2 separate regions of the Homo sapiens genome follow, and region 1 is linked to region 2. A link is a loop called in an ENCODE intact Hi-C map of the cell type or tissue named here. Cell type or tissue: transverse colon. All regions are shown on one strand.

Region 1 (2,500 bases), 230 kb after region 2:
TCCAAGCGATAATTACAAAGAAAAGGCAGTGTTGCCTGATTGCCTTGAAGCACTGGGGAGCCTGTGAGGCCTTAAGTAGGGTCAGGTGAAACCACACATGCCATCTGAAGTCAGAGCTGTGCCTTGCTGGCCCGAGCACAGAGGCCTGTGCTCCCTTTCTGCGCCCTCACACAGCTTCTTCTGCCCGGGCCCCGTCCTGGGATGCCCATGTCTGCCCGTCCGTCCCTCTCCCACTTAGCTCTGCCTTGTCCTGTCTGGTCTTGCTTGCGTTTTTCCTTTTCCATCTTCGAGGTCCCAGCCAAGGTGCTCCATTTCACTTCCTGCCCCTCCGGCCGTCTGTTTTTCAAAAGCTCTGCCCAGGATTTCACAGTGAGCCAAGTTCTGAGTGGCCCTCTCCACTAGGAATGTGGCATCAGCCACTATGTCCTAGCAGATCTGCTAGTGATGACATTTCTTTAACAGTCAAAGGAGCAGGTGGGATTGGCTTTAGACTGACTTCACATCTCTGCTCGAGCAGGTCCCTGCTCAAGGGCCTCGTAACCACCCATGGCCACTGGCTGCTGCCCTGGACCGTGCAGGCCTTGAGCTCCCAGGGCCATCCTGGGGCAGGGGCTGTGCCAGGCACCAACATGGCTTGTTCTCCAAGGTGGCCCACCTGGGGCGCTGGCTGCTGACTCCTGGCCCATCGCCTCACAGGTACAATGCCAGGGAGTACTACGACCACCTGCCCGAGCTGAAGCAGGCCGTGGACCAGATCAGCAGTGGCTTTTTTTCTCCCAAGGAGCCAGACTGCTTCAAGGACATCGTGAACATGCTGATGCACCATGACAGGTGGGACCGACTTCCCTGGTTGGGTGGCTGGGAGGGAGGGAGGGAGGGAGGGGTCCTCTTCGTGGGTTGGATATTCCACCTTGTTTGGAGAGCAAAACCCGTGCTTTCAGGACGTCTTCTCCACTGTGCCCATGAGACCTTACTGGGCAGAGCCTTAGACCCCAGCTGGGAGTTTGCGATGGCCTCTGGCAATGCCAGGGGGCCCTGGGCAGCGAGACACAGCAGCACAGTCCAGCCCCCAGGCCTTGTGGACCAATGTGCTGAGCAGGAGGGGGTGTCCTCTGCTGGTTGGAGGTCCCAGGGGCAGCCGTGTCCCAGCAGGCCAGTAGAGGGAGCATGGGCCCAAAACTCCCTGGGGTGGGGTAGGGGGCGCACAAGGGCTGCGGAACCGCGGCAGGCGTCAGTGCCAGTGACAGGCAGTGGTGAAAATGGATTTCACTTGCAACGATGTGACATTATAATGTAGTTAGTGTTTTATTTCAGTGCAGTTAGCACATGGTATGGTTTATCTAGAGTTACAGACTTTGTAAGGTTTGCAGCTCAGGGCAGTTCTTCACCGTTGGCAAAAGTTGAATCCGGCGAGGGCTGGGAATTCACCTGCCCTCCACTTTCAGCTGCCTTTGGGTTAGTTTTAGTTTTGTCTGCTGCTCTTCGATGACCGTGTCACCTGTTGGCTTCAGTCACACCAGCTCTGACCACATGCTGGGATCTGGGCTGGAACCTGGGCCCTGCTGAGGTCTGTGATAAAGGAAGTGCTTTTAAAATTGTGAACTCTGCATTTCGTGAAGTGTGCTTCTGACTCGATAGTGAACAGAAATGCATTTGTAGATTCATAAATCTGGCATTTTTGTTCAGCACATCAGGAACTGCAAGTCAGTATTTCCTGTGTAGGCAAATCCCAGTTAGACTTAAGACGGCAAATGGAGATGCCGTTCCCCAGCAAGTGCCCCCTGCCCTGAGGCGGCGCCATGGGCTCTCCACTGTCTGCCCAGGAGGCCTCTCCCATGTGCAGCTCTAACTGCCCTGCGTGTGGAAGACACGTTTTAAATGCCAGTTTATTTAAAGGAGTGTTGGGTTGAAATAAGGTTTTTCTAAAATATTGTCCCAGGACATAAGTGTTGCTCACAGAGAAGCCCTGTGGCCAAATGGGCCTGGTGCAGCCTGGCTCTGACCAGCTGCGTGGGTGGGCCCCTTCGCTCCAGACAGGACCAGGTGGATGGTGCCTGGCCTCCTGCCCTGGGACTCTCCCCTCGGGACAGTGTGGGCAGGGCTCCCTGCTGCCCTGGCCCAGCCTCCTTTCTCCCATTCCAGGTTCAAGGTGTTTGCAGACTATGAAGCCTACATGCAGTGCCAGGCACAGGTGGACCAGCTGTACCGGGTGAGGCTCCTGGGTCCAGAGGCTAGGGGAGCAGCTGGGTGGGTCCATGTAGACGTGTTGGGTCAGATTGTTTATTTCCCAAGCTGAGTAGATTCTTGGCCTGGGCCAGAGGGGTTTGTGATTCTGATCTGTCATCAGTCGGCTGTGCCTGCCTTTAGGGAAGCTGTCACTGTCAATGTCACTCCCTCCGTTGAAAAAAACAGCTCCTAATGGCCAAGAAAGGAATGTGCGGCCTGGAAACTGAGTGACGGGCAGGGCCCTGGGAGGGACCTTCTCTTCCCTCAGTCAGGG
Region 2 (2,500 bases):
GCAGGCATTGACATTTTGGTAGATTTCCAGTCCAGTAGCTTCTGAGAATGGCAGCCAGCTCTGGCTGGGAAGGTTTAGATTTTGACTTGCATAAAACTAAAAATTGAGAGGTGAAGCTAGGAAATGGATCCTCAGCTAGAACTCGGCGTTTGCTTTAGTTTGAATTTGAGTGACAACTAGAATGTGGACCTTAGAGGAGGAGGCTTATAGTCCAGAGGACAAAAGGGATAGTCCCAAGTTCAACACTGTGCTCAGAGAAACAGACTCCCACACCCAGGCAGAGGCACCGGCAGCAGCAGGGTTTCCACTGTGCCTGAAAGACCAGGGGCCACCTGCCCTCATGGCTTTGTCCTGTAGTTTCATCGTCCAGCAGAAGCCTGAACCAGTCCCCACACACATGGAGGGCCAGGGGTCCTGATGCCTGCTGGTAGCCCACCCTGTCCCCTGAGTGGTCTTGGAGCCAGGTGCACTGCTTGAGTCATCACGCAGATATTGCTCGGTTGCTTGTTTTGCAGCAATCACCTGGTTTCTTGATCCCTCCATGATAAGAGGCTACAAGGGGGAGAGGGAAACCAGGGAACAGCCTTTGGCTAGATCTGAGCTGTCGGCCCCTTTGCTCTGTCCTGAGAAGGCAAAGGTCACTAAAACTGCCATCGCATCTCTGCCTACCGCCTCAGGAACTTCTTGGGCTTCCCAGCCTCTCAGCTCAAACTCAGGTGTGAAGGTTTATGATGCAGTCACAGCTTTGAGCAGAGACCACAGGCAGGGGAGGAATTAGTCTGCAAAGGTGCTGATCGCTAGGGCTGGACATGGCTTTCCCAGAGACCAGTTTCTGTGGGTCCCAAAGAGAGATGAAACATGGCCCCAGCCCTGAAAACACCAGCGAGGACCCAAGAGGATGTGTATCTATTGATGAGGAACTAATAGCATTAGTCAAATTTCTTACCGGGCTGAATGTTGAGAAATTGTAAAGCTGGCCAACACTGCCCCCTGGCTCTGTAACTGATGCTGCTTTCCAGCCTATCTAAGCAATCTGTCAAATCTTCCACAGGACAAGCCAACCAGAAGAACTCACGCATTCCTTAAGATCATATCGCCATCAAAGGAAGCCCAGGAGCATTTCCCTAATAATGAGCCCTCTCAGAATAACCTTTGTCTCCTTAGTAAATTAATCAACACAGATTGACTATGGCCAAGACAGTGTGATAGTCCTGAACTCGGGGAATTCTGGATGAGGATATGAGAAATCTGTTCGCCCTCGCAAAGATACATACTCCATCAAGACGGACTGGGTACAGGAAGTGTATAGATGATAGATAGATAGATGATAGATAGATAGATAGATAGATAGATAGATAGATAGATAGATGATAGATAGACAGATAGATTCCTTTAAAAGTCTGATAAATTGGGAAAACACAAATCCCTTGGTGGAAGAGAAATTCTGAGGAGGAGCCCCTGGCAGGTAGCAGGCAAATGGGTTAGAATTCAAGGCAGAAACTATAACTGAGGGATATAGTCAGGAACACCCCTTGTGGTTTTCTTTTCATATTAGTTTAACTAGAATTAACTTTATCCTGGACTTACGTGCAAGCAGGCATTGACGTTTTGGTAGATTTCCGGTCCAGTGGCGTCTGACAATGGCAGCCAGACCTGGGAAGTGGCTTGAGAGGGCAGCTGGGAGCACTGCGAAGGTGCTCTGGGGAAAGCGTCAGGTTTTTTGGCTGGGGACCAGGGAGAAGTAGAAGTAAAGTAAAGCCATTTTTGTCCAGCCAAAGTTTTTGTCTGGATGGAGGAATGATATAAATGCAGGCTAACTCTACATAGTGATAGAAACATGTTTATTAGGTATGTTTAAATTTTATGTATAATTATTAGAAAACTAAAAAGAGTATGTGATTTCCAAACCATTGGTGAAAGAAATGGAAGAAAAGTTGGTCAATTTTAATAAAACAAAACAGGAAAGGGTGGAGTGGGGAAGGAACAAGCAAGGATGGCAAGTTGGGAAATATAAAATAAGATCAAGAGATATGTCCATACATCATATCAGTAATAACTGAATTAATTAAATTTTCCCATTAAATAGAAATTGTAGCATAGAGTAAAAAAGAAAGAAAATTTAGAAAAGAGGATGCAAGACATGGGGCATGGGATAGACACACATACACTACACACACACACCACACACACACACCACACACACACACCATACACAGCACAAACACACCCTCACACCCCCCCACACCACACACACACACCACACACACGTCATGCACATGCACACACCACACATAGGCACCACACCACACACACACCACACACACGCACACACCACACACACCACACACAACCACACAGCACGCACACACACCACACACCACACACACCCCTACACAACCACACCACACACACTCGCACACACACACCACACACACTACACATAATGCACACACCACACACACGCACACATCACAAACACACGCCACACACATGCACACCC

What was found. Hi-C counts contacts between places; a loop is a spot of excess contacts. Peaks named below come from ENCODE experiments on the same cell type or tissue, not always from the same donor. Only the 100,000 strongest peaks of a DNase experiment are listed, where the experiment ranks them.
Region 1: it touches region 2 in a loop (5-fold over the local background); 7 of 110 quality-filtered maps call a loop at or near these places.

Annotation. Positions count from the first base shown.
Region 1 is chr20:25,293,462-25,295,961 of GRCh38, forward strand. It overlaps PYGB (glycogen phosphorylase B), which reads left to right. Exons shown (of 20, transcript NM_002862.4): 18 at 697-831; 19 at 2,143-2,209. It also overlaps a transcript of ABHD12 not described here. Among named protein-coding and RNA genes, the nearest start is that of PYGB, 47 kb to the left of the region's middle. RefSeq lists enhancers at 619-1,141, 2,187-2,500. In transverse colon, a CTCF peak has its summit at 1,143; a DNase peak (open chromatin) is centred at 2,088; H3K27ac peaks cover 2,018 bases.
Region 2 is chr20:25,064,934-25,067,433 of GRCh38, forward strand. LOC124904882 (a long non-coding RNA gene) reads right to left here and starts at 1,664. Exons shown (of 2, transcript XR_007067555.1): 1 at 1,588-1,664. In transverse colon, a CTCF peak has its summit at 981; a DNase peak (open chromatin) is centred at 968.